Linked DNA regions of Homo sapiens: region 2 is linked to region 1. A link is a contact called in ENCODE Hi-C data. All regions are on one chromosome and are shown on one strand. The core of a region is the stretch at or near the end of the contact, and the rest is flanking DNA. Distances in the headings are between cores, read along the strand shown. Region 1 holds the start of ATF2 (activating transcription factor 2). Region 2 overlaps LOC100130691 (Putative uncharacterized protein FLJ44553).

Region 1 (7,162 bases), core at 4,595-7,094:
AAAAGCTATATGCAAATTTTTTTATTGCATGGGAGGCTGGTGGGGGGAATCAATGCCCTGAACCCCTAACCTTATTCAAGGATCCACTATATTTTAAAAAGAGTGCAAAGGTAGTATCAGTAGGATTTAATGCCTAGATCTCAGGAACCAGTTAGGAGAAGAGAGGGTGTGTGCATCTAGTAAGTGCTAGCTATACTGTTATTTAACCCTCATAACAACTCTGTAAACTTGGGAATAATTTCCAAGATGCAAAGGAAAATAGGCTCAGAGGTTAAACAGTTCCCAAAATTACATAGCTATTAAGTGGCAAAGTCAGGATCCAAATTCAGATCTTCCTTAAAGCCCATGCTCTGATTTTTTTTTTTTAATATGACTGTTAGCAATGACAAGGAAAAACCTGATTTGGGGAAATGATGAACTTTGTTTTTTATATAATTTTAAATACAAGAGGTATAATTTTACAGATCTGGGCTTGAAAAGAGAAGAAAGGTATGTACAGCACAGACTAGATGTGCATAAGAGAAGTGCAGAGCAGCAGTAGGGACCCAGCTCCACACAGGTAACAAATTGGTAGTGAACATCATTCACCTAGTTTTGTGACTCTCCAGCAATGTTGGGAAGCTTGCTAATACAAACTGATGTAAAGAGCAGTGAGGGTTATCAGGGTTGTGCACTGGGAAGAAGAGATGATGGAAGGTCAAAGTGGCTCTAGGCAGACAGCAAACAAGCGCACTGTTCAACAAAATGACCTATGCATTTCAAACTGGGTAAGGAACAAGGGAAGACACAATAAAGGTGATAAATTGAAATAACAGAGGGGTCAAGAGCTCAGAGGTTTCACTAATGTTGAAAAGCCATTTCAATAAGAACCAAAAAATACACAAGAAATTTAAAGAATTTCAGAGTTCAAGATCTTGGAAATAAGGTAGGCTCGAGGAATGATCAAAATTTGAGGTCAAGTTGCTGAGTGATTGAAGTTGGGTAGAAATAAATGTAAATGCTGTTAATTTTAAGGCAGGATTGTAGATAAATGGGAAATAACATTTGAGAACCAAATAAACTACTTGTGCTTCTGCTGTAAATTTTAAGTTCTGTTAGACAAATTTAGTGAATATGGTTTGGTTTGGGTGTTGGGTACTTGGAAGAGGAAAAAATTGTATTGTTATGGTCCTACGTGCAAAGCCTTTTAAAATATTTTGTGATTTCTACATAGGAAATTATAAATGAGTTGTTGATTCCTCTACATGCTGAGCATATCAACGTAGTTATTTCATATTATAATTCTACTGACAGTGTTATGGACTTAACACCCAAATACATGGTCCATCAGTTACTTGCCCAATTCTTTACATTATTAAGGGCAAAAAAATATTATTTCCCTAAAAACTGGTTCAGGTTCCTGGCAAGAATTTGCACTTCTTTCTCCTGAATTGACAAAAGTAATGTGTCTCCTCTGAGACATTTAGTGACTTCGATCTTCTTTCTCAAGGGAGCTTAAATATTGGAGAGAGGAAGTAAAGAGAGTACCTAAGACCAATAGAGACTCATAAATCCAAGAGCTTTTGGTTGTTCCTCCCATTAGCATGAGCTAGCATCCTACAACTTATTATGGCAGAGACTCCTGAGGACCCATGATTGTTGTCAGTGGCGCTTCAACAACAGCTTTTAGTCAGCACTTCCCAGCCATGGAGACTCCAGGATCTCCTCTTATAATTGCATCCCAGGCTTTGCTTCCTCAAATAGCTACACAGGTTGGCTGAGTCTCTCAGCTGCCAGACATCGCAGTATTTTTCCCTCAAGAGTTGTATCTTAAGGACAACTCACAGAATTCTCCGACCACTCTAGTGCTATCTAAAGTGTCTGTTACTTTCAAGTTCTCTAAAGTTGTATTTAAAAAGCAAGTTCTAATATTGTATGTTATTACACCCCGGCTTTATTTTCTCCATAGTACTTACCACAATTTAAATTATCTTGTTTATATATGTAGCATGTCTCCCCCTGCCCCTGCACCCAACCACAAGAGTCTCCTGAAAAAACTTTGTCTTATTTATAGTTGTCACCTCAGAGCCAGAAACAGTGCCTGGAATGTTCATGCTCAATTAATATAGATGCTTTATGAGTAAGGAGAGCATTAGGTTGATGCTTGACCTCATTGGCCATAGTTGACCTATGAGGCTGTATCCAAGGTAAGAAGGTAACTGAAACGAGCAGGATGGTAGTCTAAGGACCCAGGAGGATCCATATGCTGACAGACCTCCCTTGATTTCTAGGATACAGATCACATGGCTTTGGTGTTACGTGGGCCTCAGGTTGACAAATAGACTAGTTATGGGAAGCTATGAAAGGTAGGAGTGATCCTATTTTTATTAATAATATTGTATAAAAAGAATATAATGATGGCAATCCCTCTTTCTGGTGAGTCAGATGAGAGAGAGAGGTGGCATTAGCATCAAGAATGAAAACAAGGCCCTTAAATTCCATTCTCCCTCTCTCTGGGCTGGTTTTGTTGAAGGTAGTATAAGCTAACTGGTATGATGTGAAGATAAACATAGCCCTTTTTCCCCATAATGCCACACCCCATTAATTATAAATTCTTTTGGGAAACCCAAGATTTGGGTTGGAGGGTAGACATCCCTGCACTTAAAATGTCCATGATGAGGACAAGTGCTGAGAGGTAACTTTAACATAGGCCATTTCAGCAATGTGCAGGAAGACCCTGAGCTGGCAGAGAGAGGAAAAGATCTGCCATGAGATAGAAGCTACCAAAATGTCTGTACAACGTCTAGGGCCACATTATCCTATTTCATTTCTCAGATATCAGTGGGGTAATCATGTCCTGCGTCTCCCACCCCTTTCACATCTCACACACACACACACACACCACACACACCCCTACCTTGATCCCACTGATAAAATCCCAGCTAATCCACTGTACTGGGCTGCATCCTGAGAATATCATGAAAATGTAGAGGCTCTTTCCCTAAGCCTAGGATTAGTTGTACCAAGTAGACATAAGGGGTGCCCTGTAGTCTTCTATGTTTTGGTTAGCTGCAGACAAACAGAAACTATGTTCTGAAAATCAATTATTAGTGAGAGAGAGAAGGAGAGGAAGTTGAAAGGGAAGATGGAGAGAGATATGGTTTGGCTGTGTCCCCACCCCAAATCTCATCTTGAAGTGTAGTTCCCATAATCCCCACATGTCATGGGAGGGACCAGGTGGAGATAATTGAATCATTGGGGTGGTTTCCCCATCCTGTTCTCATGATAGTGAGTTAGTTCTCAGAGATCTGATGGTTTTATAATGGGCTTCTCCTTTTGCTGGGCACTCATTCATGTGAAGAAGGACATGTTTGCTTCCCCTTCCGCCATGATTGTGAGTTTCCTGAAGCCTCCCCAGCCATGCTGAACTGTGAATCAATTAAACCTCTTTCCTTTATAAATTACCCAGTCTCGGGTATATCTTTATTAGCAGCGTGAGAACAGATATATATATACACACACACACACACACACACACATATATACACATATATATACATACATACATACACACACACACACACACACGTTTTAGAATTTTTGTGAGCAGTTTTAACAGATTATGGATTAGCAGCCCTATCATACTAAGGTGGAAATACCACATTGTGTGGCATTTGTAAGATTTTGAGGGCACTTAGAGACCATCATTGTTTCTTGTGATATTTATTAACATTTTCATGACAGAAATGCATTTTCTTCAAATAGCCTCATTTTGTATCTAAGGAATATTAGTTTTATTTAGCAGTTATGCTGGGTTCTTAAAGGAGATTCACTAGACCCTCACTAATTCTCTTAGAACTAAGTTGGGTAGATGCATCATGGAACAAGACAGGCAAAGAAGAGGTCTACAAGAAGTTTCCTGCGTTTGTAAAGAGAAGACTGTAAAGAATTTTAGGACTCTTGGGGATATTGAGGAATGCAAAAGTGAGAACAAAGATGGAAAAGGGTGGCATTTTATGAGGATATGAATAAGTAGTGAGACAAGTTCATGGAATCAGACCTGAATATGGTAACTACATTCATTTTGACAATGCTGAATGTTTTCCCCACTTGTAGAAAAACTATAGTAAACAAACTGCTGTGGAACTAGAAATATGTGGATAAAGTGAGACCCTTTGTTAAATGCCGGGCTGCCAAAATGCATATATAACAGATCGGCATAGTTTCCACCTGTTTCCTGCGCCTATCTTATTTTTTTTTCTCACTTTAGGTATACCCTCTCTTTAGAAAATTAGCTAAAACTGAATTATCAAAACAGATCAGAGTACTGTTCATATCACTAAACAGTTCTTCTCTTGTCTAAAAAGAACTGAAAGACTTTCTTTAAAATAATGTGTTTCTCGAATGCATCATGTAGATAACTAACTGCTTGACAACAGACTGGAGAAGTAGCAATGAGAAATTTAAAACCAAAGCTACTGCCCAATTGAATCAACACTGGAAAAAATTTCAAATGGAAAAACAATTTTTTTAAAAAAATCTATTCTAATTGACCCAAACTTCTTTTGAAATGTCGTAACATTTGCAGTTCTTTTTCTCACATTAGTTGTTTTGGGAGATGGAGAGAGAAGCATCTATTTAATCAATGCGTTCTAGACCTAACAATTGTGATGTCAATCAAACATTTTGTCCACCATTTCCATCATGAGTAATCTGAACTGTGAGGTTTTGCTGACATAATTAGTGTTACACTACAATGGCACTACTACATTACTGTTACTATATGGGGACGGTACTTTCATTTTAAGTAGGAAAGTGTTAATAATTTGGCTTAATGTTTCTTAACTAAAATTAGTTTTAAAAGAGGACTGAGTTGGCTTATACACATGTATGCGGTCCAGAGACCTACCTGTTAAAATGTCAATGCCATTACAATTTCACTTTTATGCCAGATATCATTCTTGAACTTCAGGCTCATTAACTCTCATACTATCCCCCAAAACCTTTCAACAATTTTGAGAGTGTATTTTATGTTAATATATAAACTAGTTCATAATTTTGTTCCAGACTAGAAATCAGTATTTAATAAATGGAAAAAATAAGACACTGAAAATCTTTTATTGAATAATGTAAATTCTCACAGAGGCCTCTGATCATACTTTTCAACTTGTGCCTATTTATTGAATAACCAACATCCTTACAGTTAATATTAAAATCTTTAAGTTGTGTGGGGTTTTTTGGAGGGGAGGGATGGGCAATTACCAGCAAACTCCGCCTCCCCCAAACCTCACCTAACCCGAAGCTCCCCGCCTCAGGCTCCCGGGGAGCCAAGGGGTGGGCTGAGGAACGCAGCCTACTTTTACCCACCTCCCTACCTAGTGCTGGGAAGTGACGGAAACGGAGACACCCGGCTCCTGGGGCTGGGCTCGGAGGACCCATCCTGCTTTCCCTCTAGCAGCCTTTCCGGAGCTCACCACCTTTCCTCCCCTCACACCGCCAAAGCCCTGCCTAGCCCTTCACCGCCGCCTGCACCCGCGCCCTCCTCCAGCCGACAGCCAATCACAGTCTTCCACAGCTCCGGGTTTACAGAAGTAACGCTCCTTGGGCCCTCTGGTCCCGCCCCCTCCAGAACTGCTTCCCGCCCTTCGGGCTCCTTGTCCAATCATGAGCGCCCGAGTGCTCTTTGATGCCCGTCCCCTCTACCCGCCCTGCCGAAGACCCGCCTTCTTCTCCTTAAGCCTGACGGAATCACCTGACTCGGAGGCGCTCCCTCAGAAGGAAGGCAAGAAGGGGCGTGTGGGTGAAGGGGAGGGGCGCCAGAAGGAAGGTGGGGATGCCGGGAGCGGGGCGAGCGGGCGGGGGTTGTCAGTCCGATCTCGCGAGAGAGGACGGAAGCCTGTGGGAGCCCGTGGCCTTTAAAGTGCCGTTCAGCCTTTTCCTCCAGGGGTGCTTTGTAAACACGGCTGTGCTCAGGGCTCGCGGGTGACCGAAAGGATCATGAACTAGTGACCTGGAAAGGTGAGTAACGATGGGCAGAGGTCAGCAGGGCTGGAGACTGTAGGGATACGGAGAAAGAAGGCGCTAACATGGCGACGTCGCTCAGCACAGTCCCCACCCCCCGTTTCCCATCACCTCGGGTGCTCCTGACGTGCTCCTTAGCCCTTGGGGCGATTGTGGCTGTGCTGCCACCTCGGCGGCCCGCGCGGTGTGGGCTTTGGGAACCTGACTGGCTGGGCCGGACCGTTAGGTAACCAGCGTTCGTTGTTCCGGCCCCTCCCTCTCGCGCGCTTTCCTAAGGCAGAGGAAAAAGGAATAACGGCTCCCTCTTAGACCCCTCCCTCCGAATTATCTTCACCCTACTTGGGTCAGTTCAGAGGTCCTCGGGGCGCGCGTCGAGTCAGCCGTGTGCGCAGGGAGACCTCTCCCACCCACAGTCCTTGGGTTGGGCGGGGAGAGGGCCCACTCTGGTCTCCCCACCCAGTATTCAAGCGATTGAGGACCGTGTATTGGTGATGGTGGCGGGGAGGAGGATCGGGAGGCGCGGCTGAAAATAGAATCAGGGTCCCTGGCTGCGGTGCAGCTTGAAGGAAAGAATGGTGTGGAGAACCTAGGAGCTGGAAGTCTCGGCCTTTTCCGTCCTTTCCGCCACCCTCACAATCCCGCTACCCCCAGCTTTTTCCCGGTGGGGCGGGGCTTAGGTGTGGGTGCAGACTGATTCTGGTATTTTCCCTTATTTTTTTTTTTTTAAATCTCTGGGTGGACAGCAGAGCGTATGTAAAGAAATAATTTGCTTTTCATCAATGCCCTAGGGACCAGGGCCGAAAGGGAGTGTGTGTACGTGTTTTCTATGTTCGCTCGTTTAACCGAACCTAGGAGGAAAAAGAGAGGAGGAGCTGGGAACTATTTTTGTGCCCCTAGGTAGTATAAAATTGGCTTTCTTTAATGGAGAGTCTTAAAACTGGTGAGGCCAAGAGCAAAACTACTGTGAATATCATGGAGTAAAAGAGATTACTCCTGATGGACCTTAGGCATCAGAAATTTTAGTGAAAGAAATGTTTCTCTTAAAATTCAACACCTATTTTAAATAGTGATGTAAAGCATTTCTTTACATGTACCTTCAGGTTTTCTAATGCTTTCCTGGCTATTATTTAACTGGTACTAAGGGATTGACTAATCCCTAAAT
Region 2 (7,396 bases), core at 1-2,500, 2.1 Mb before region 1:
GAATGAACCTGACGAGAAAAGACCAAACATAGGACTGTTACAGGGAAGAAAAATATGAAAAGACCTAAAGATGCACGTCCTCATTATATGTAAGGAATCTATTTCCTAGAATCCTATAAAAAGCTCAAGTGAATTTGCTTCAGTTAATAAATGTGATTTAATTATAATGATAATGCCACAGCATATGTTTTGTTTCCTCTTTTTGAATTGCTCCCTGTTAATTATTGAGAGAAGAAATTCAGTGTAACTTTTTTGTAATCTGATAATGATGAGGCTGTCTCATGTGTTCCTTATGTGCTTCACAATGTATGCGTATGTGTGTGTATATAGTTAAGTTGAAGAAGACGGCCATGTGTGGGCGCTACAGACAGATGTAAGGCTAAAGAAAGGGCTCCATGGTGTTAGAGCAAAACCTCATGATAAAAAGCTCTTTTTTATACTTAGGACCTGATTGTATTGGGAGGAAAAACAAACATTCAGTCTTGGAATGACCTGAAAAACCTGTGGTATGAACCTACTCCCCTTTCCTCACCCTGGGATTAGAATGAAGTTCTACAGTTCAGCTAAGGTGACCAATTCACTTTGGTTCATCCATGTTCCATGTCTCAGGAAGACAGGAAGAGTCTGGGCTACCCTAGGTTCAGCTGATGGAGTCTAATGGCCCTGTATGCCTGCCTCTTCACCAGTAGGATGGTGGTGGCTGACATCACTGACATGGACTGTGGGGCTAGGACTGTTCTGACCACCTTATGTGTCCCTCTCATTTGGTCCTCACAGTGTCCTGAAAAGTTTGGTGGCTATCTGCGTTTCACACATGAGGAAACCAAGGAAAAAGAGAGTAAGCTATTAGGCTAAACCACGTGGAATTCCTGTGTGTGTAGATCAAAAAGGTTAAATATCAGCAAATGCATATTATTCAGTCTACAACTTGCCCAATATCACAGAGTTGGTAGGTGGTGATCCCAGAGTCTGAACTCTCAACTACCCAGGATCATAGCTACATATCTGTATTATAGATGACAGACCCAGGCTCAAAGCAAATGCATTATATACATATATATTGCTATCAGCAGACTACATCCTTTCTTCTCCAGTCTGTGGCTTCAACTGCTGATTTTATTCAGGTCATAGTGTGAAAGTTGGCTCAAGTCAGACAAGACTGCCCTGCCTGTGGCCTGTTCCTGCTGTGCAGCTAAAAGCAGCCCATCAAACCAGCTCTCTCAGGCTGGCTGCCTCAAAACCTGCCTGCCTAAAAATATCTTTCTCTCAGATGGCACAGAGCCATACACTCCATCTCCCCAGCTGAACTTCCCACCATTAGAACGACTCAGCTACCCACATGCCTTCCACCCGAGCCATTGTTAAAATTCAACTGTGAACCCTATAATCCTCTCCTGTTAACACACTAATGATTAGCTTATCAGGTTACATGAACTCGATCTTGGATCAAGTGAAGTTTGTTTGGGAGTTGGGCTGCAGATGGGTAAGGTCAGGAGCATGAGAGTGAATCATGGACTATTAGATGTGGCAGTAACATCAGAAGCTGTACTGGCCAGTCCCAGCATTTTACAGATGAGGAAACTGATGTTTAGGTGCCAAAGCCTAGGTGTCTTGACTTCAGGGTGACCAACCATCCCAGTTTGCCTGGGACTGAGGGATTTCCTGGCTGTAGAACTTTCAGTGTTCAAACCTGGAAAGTCCCAGACAAACTGGAACAGACTGACCACCGTGCTCGATTGGGAGCCCAAAACTCTTCTGCTTGTCTGGACAAGTCAGGTTTGAGCGTGCCCTTGCAGTAAGAACCCCTAGGCTGCTTGGTACAGCTCAAAAATGCCAGGTGGGGAAATGACCACAGACCTGGTTTACCAAGGCTGGCTCCCCTTCAGTCTCTAAGCATGGACTTGGATGCCATGTGGGAGCAGCCATATTGCCCCATGACTGACCAAAGTGTTAGCCTCTTGGGCCACAGCATTTAGGGAAGCTGGTTACATAGAGATGGTCTCAGAAAATAAGGCTGTGGTATGGTTTGTGTACTTCACAGAGATAGGACCACTGTGTCAGCCACAGCTCTGCGGTTCTCAAAGCTTGGGGGTGGAGTGCTGCTGCTGTTTGTCTCTGCTGCACATGGCTGCACAGATGTTGGGAATGGAGAAGTATTTGGGCAGGGAGATGGATCAGCAGGGTTCCCCGTGCTATCATCATTTCCTTTTTTAGAAGTTTTGTCATTTAGAGGTTTTGAATCTTGCAATAAGCGGTCATCCTTGATTAACTTTGGACTTTTTCCCTTAAATGTCAGGCACCTAATTTTAAACTTTTTCCTGGTTTTACTTCTCCTCCCAGGCTATTTTGTCCCCAGTCCTTGGTTGCTTGGCAGTTGTTTCCAATATAGCGCCTCCTGCTTTCCATTCAGCTGGGATCCAGCTCTAGCTCATGCCCTGTACCTGGGGCCTATGTGTGTAAACTAAAGAAGGGAAGGATGCCGGGCATGGTGGCTCACGCCTGTAATCCCAGCACTTTGGGAGGCTGAGGCGGGCAGATCATGAGGTCAGGAGATCAAGACCATCCTGGCCAACATGGTGAAACCCTGTCTCTACTAAAAATACAAAAATTAGCTGGGCGTGGTGGCACATGCCTGTAATCCCAGCTACTCGGGAGGCTGAGGCAGGAGAATAGCTTGAACCAGGGAGTCGGAGGTTGCAGTGAGCTGAGATCATGCCACCACACCCCAGCCTGGGTGACACAGTGAGAGACTCCATCTCAAAAAAAAAAAAAAAAAAAAAAAAAAGGAAGGAAATCAGGAGGCAAGGAAGGAATAACACAAGAATCCCAGCCAGGCAAAATTGTCAGTGTAAGTTCTCTTTAATATTCTCTTTCCTGCATACATTGCTTTAACATACCCCCAAACCCACCTCCACTTCCAGCCCTACCTCTACACACATCTACGAGAATCTAAACTTTTCATGGTCCACCCTTGCTCTCAACCATCACTAAAATGTCCTTAGTGCCCAAATAACAAGTTTACTGATCTGGTAAATGAATCCCTGATGATGCGGGTTAAAGTTAGAGGTGCAGCCCTCAGAAGTGAATCTTAACTTTGACCTTTATAGTTAATATCCTGCCGAGGCTATCTTAACACTTTAATAAATGTAGTTCTTATGGAGGAACTGTGGAGCTGGGAGGGCAGGTAGTGGCAGGAAGCATAGTGGAGGATTATTTTGGGAAGAGCTCTGTGATAAGCTCTTTTTTCTTTTTAACAAAGAAAAATACAGGATGCCCAGTTGGATTTGAATTTCACATAAACAACAAATAATTTTTTGGTATAAATATGTTCCATGCAACATTTGGGATATACATATACCCAAAATTATTTCTTATCTGAAATTCAAATTTAACGGGGCGTCCTGTATTTTACCTGGCAGTTCTATCTGTGACCTGTGATGCCTCCTAAATATGCAGCCTGTGCAGTAGACGGGCAGGATTGCTGTGGAGTTCAGAAGTTTCCAAATTCTGGCAGAAGGCAACCAGCCCTTCAGGGAGGGCATCGCACAATATAGTCAGGTGAAACTGCTGCCCCCAAAGCCAGCCCTGCTGATGTCTGGGGGCATCCAAGGCAGGCCTGAATGGAACATGCCCAGAGACTGGCCAAGGTGCCAGTAAAGTGGGTGTGTTCTGCTAGATCCTTCCAAGAACATAAAGTGTCTAGTTCTGGTGCTGACAATTGACCTAATATCTACCACACTAGCACACTATTTTTAGGCCTAAGGAAGGAGTGCAAGATTTTAAAAATAAGGTAGTAGATGTAGGGGAAATTACATTCAAAAAGCTCAATCCTGAATGTGAGTTTAAGACCAGGAAATGCAATATATTAGATCTAGAAAAGGTTAGTACAACTAGCTTTCCATATATAAATACCTAACACTGGCTGTGCATGGTGGCTCACGCCTGTAATCCCAGCACTTTGGGAGGCCGAGGTGGGCAGAATCACTCAAGGCCAGGAGTTCGAGACCAGCCTGGCCAAGATGGTGAAACACTATCTCTACCAAAAAATAAAAAAAGTAGCCGGACGTGGTGGTGCTCATCTGTATGTAGTCCTAGCTACTTGGGAGGCTGAGGCATGAAAATTGACTGAATCCGGGAGGTAGAGGTTGCAGTGAGCCAAGATTGCACCACTGTACTCTAGCCTGGGAGACAGAGTGAGACTCTGTCTCAAAAATAAATAAATAATAAATATATAAATAAATAAATAAAAATAAAATAAAATACCTAAGACTAAGACCCCACACTTTTCTTTCACTTTTTTTTAATGAACAAAGATAATGCTACCAGCTTCAGGAAAATTGCTTTTGCCACCCATAATGTTTTGTTTTCAACTAATAAAGACAGAGGCTGTTTTGTTGTCTGCTATTGGCTTCCATATATAGCCGACAGCTATACCCTGTCTATACTTCCAGATCTACTCTCTACCCTTCTCTGTCCTGCTCTATGCTCTGGGAAGCTGACCCCTTATGGACTCCCTTCCTTTCTGGATTCTGATTAGGGCCAGCCAGTGGGAAACAACAATAAGAGATCAGATGGTGGGAAGACAGAAAGATCAGAAGAGTAGCTTTATTCTTGTTGGTGTTTATTAAAATGCTCATGATTTCAACAACTTGGTAAAAAGCACTCAATAAAATAGAAACAGATGCATACTTCTTTAACATGATACAACACATCTAGCCAGCATTATGCTTGATGGGGAAAGTCTAGAGGTAGCCCCAATAAAGTTAGGAATAGACGGGGTGCTCACTATCATAATTACTATGTAAAATTTTACTGAAGGTACTAGCAATCATGACTTGGCATTATAAAACTTCAAGTATAAAAATAGGAAAGTAAGAAAAATATTTTCATTATTTGTAGATGATGTGACTCCGATTTTAAACCCAAGAGACTCAACTGAAAAATTATTATGAACAATAAGACAATTCAGTAAAGTATAAAGGTGGAAAATTAATATACAGAAACCAATCAATCTTATATGTGCAAATAATAACCTACTGGAGGATATAAGGATGAAGGACCTTATTTAAAGTAGCAATAGAAAAAATAAAATACTTGGGAACAAATTTAACAAGAAATGTGTATGCCCTATATGCAGAGAACTTTAAAATAAAACCAAGGAACCCAAACAAGCTTTGGATAAATAGAAAGAACATACCTGGGTAGGAAAAATAAAAATTGTTAAAATGTCATATCTCCCTAAGTTAATTTAACATTTTAACACAATTCCAGTAAAAAATACCATTTTTTTCCCTTTCAAATTTGGCAAGAGATTTCTCAAATGTATATGTGTGAGGGAGAATGTGGAATGGTTAGCCCTATCAAGTATTAAAACACATTATAAAGCCTCAGTAGTTAAAACAATGTGAGACTGATCCATAAATGGACATACAGATCAATAGAACAGATGAAAATGTTCTGATATAAACCCAGATACACGCAGGAATTTGTATACAATAAAGGTGACATTGCAAATCACTAGGGAAAAGAGAGACTGACTATTCAATATATTGTATTGAACTAGTTGTAACAAGTTAGCCTAGTTCTAGGCAGGCTGTAACTAGGCAGCCATCTGGAATAAAACTGGATCTATACACTATACACGAAATTACAAAGACATCATATATTTAAATGTGAAAAACCAAATTAAAATTACTAGAGGAAAACTATGAGAAAATGTCTTTATAACCTTGGAAGGTCCTTGTAAATGTGACTTAAAATATATAAGCCATTAAAAAAAATGATAAATTCAATTATGTTAAAATAAAAAATGTCTGTGTGGCAAAGAAACAAAATCACCATAATCAAAGTTAAAAGACAAATGACAAACTGGGAAAAGTATTTTCAACTCATGTCACAAAGTACTAATATCCCTTATATACAAAGCACCACTAGAAATAAATAAGATTTTAAAAATCAACAACCCAATAGAAACATGGGCAGTAATATGAATATGTTTGTCACATTTTCAAAAATCTAAAAGTTTTGACAATCTAACTTATGGTATTATACATTGGTAAGACTCTATGAAAGGTAATTTGGCAAGATCTGTCAGTCTTATAAGTGCTTATCCTTGACCCAAGAGGCACTTTTCAATGACTCTATCCTGTGAATATACTTAACACATAAAATGACCTATTATTAATAGTTAGATTTATTTAATCATCTCGTGTGTGCATGTATATATCTCATAACATCACATTGTACCCCATAAATATATACAATTATCATTTGTCAATTAAAATAAAAATTTAAAAATCATTTAAAAAATGGCCAGGCACGGTGTCTCACACCTGTAATCCCAGCATTTTGGGAGGCCGATGCGGGCGGATGACCTGAGATCAGGAGTTTGGGACCAGCCCGGCCAACATGGGAAAACCCCATTTCTACTAATAATACAAAAATTAGCCAGGTGTGGTGGCACATGCCTGTAGTCCCAGCTACTCAGACGGCTGAGGCACGAGAATCGCTTGACCTGGGAGGTGGAGGTTGTGGTGAGTCGAGATCGCACCACTGCACTCCAGCCTGGGTGACAGAGTGAAACTGTGTCTCCAAAAAAAAAAAAAAAAATTCATTAAAAAATGACCCAGGTCAAGGTCAAGGTAACTTATTGCAGCATGACTTGTAATAGCAAGATTAGAAACAATCCAGTATTCATCAATATGAAACTAGTTAAATAAATCATGATGCATCCATGTAATTGAATATTATGCAGCTTTAGAAAGAAACACATAGAGGGGGCCGGGCGAGGTGGCTCATACCTGTAATCCCAGCACTTTGGGAGGCCGAGGTGGGTGAATCACGAGGTCAGAAGATGGAGACCAGCCTGGCCAACATGATGAAATCCCGTCTCTACTAAAAGTACAAAAAATTAGCTGGGCGTGGTGGTGGTCACCGTAATCCCAGCTACTCAGGAGGCTGAGGCAGGAGAATCGCTTGAACCCAGGAGGCGGAGGTTGCAGTGAGCAGAGATCGCAGCACTGCACTCCAGCCGGGGCGACAGAGTGAGACTCTGTCTCAAAAAAAAAAAAAAAAAAAAAAAAGGAAGAAAGAAATACATAGAGAGTGAAGATGTACCACATAGTATATTGATAAACAGTACAAACCTCCAAGACATTTTTAATGAAAGACACAAGATGGAGAACCATATGCACTGTTTGCTACCTTTTGTGTGAAAAATGAGAAAAATAGAGTATATATTTGCTTATATATATATACACATATGAGTATATTTATACAGAATATATATTATAGTATATATAATATGATAGTATTTAGGATGTATATATTTGCTTATATATACAAATGAGTATATATAGATAGTATATATTATAGTATATGTAATACAATAGTATTT

What was found. Hi-C counts contacts between places; a loop is a spot of excess contacts on that map. Pooled maps may share reads with other maps.
Region 2: a pooled map shows a loop between it and region 1 (2.3-fold over the local background). The contact joins the enhancer-like site here to the promoter of ATF2 in region 1. A Hi-C loop is called at or near these places in 2 of 50 pooled maps.

What each region holds. Positions count from the first base shown.
Region 1 is chr2:175,166,885-175,174,046 of GRCh38, reverse strand. It overlaps ATF2 (activating transcription factor 2), which reads left to right and starts at 5,844. Exons shown (of 14, transcript NM_001880.4): 1 at 5,844-5,997. It overlaps MIR933 (microRNA 933), which reads left to right and starts at 6,338; the gene lies at 6,338-6,414. RefSeq lists a silencer at 5,826-5,895.
Region 2 is chr2:177,276,293-177,283,688 of GRCh38, reverse strand. It overlaps LOC100130691 (Putative uncharacterized protein FLJ44553), which reads left to right. Exons shown (of 9, transcript NR_026966.1): 9 at 1-181. Among named protein-coding and RNA genes, the nearest start is that of NFE2L2, 15 kb to the right of the region's middle. RefSeq lists an enhancer at 1,794-2,213. Within about 2 kb of position 1,250, at least 8 of the 41 ENCODE cell types and tissues checked have a DNase peak (open chromatin) inside an H3K27ac peak, as active enhancers do.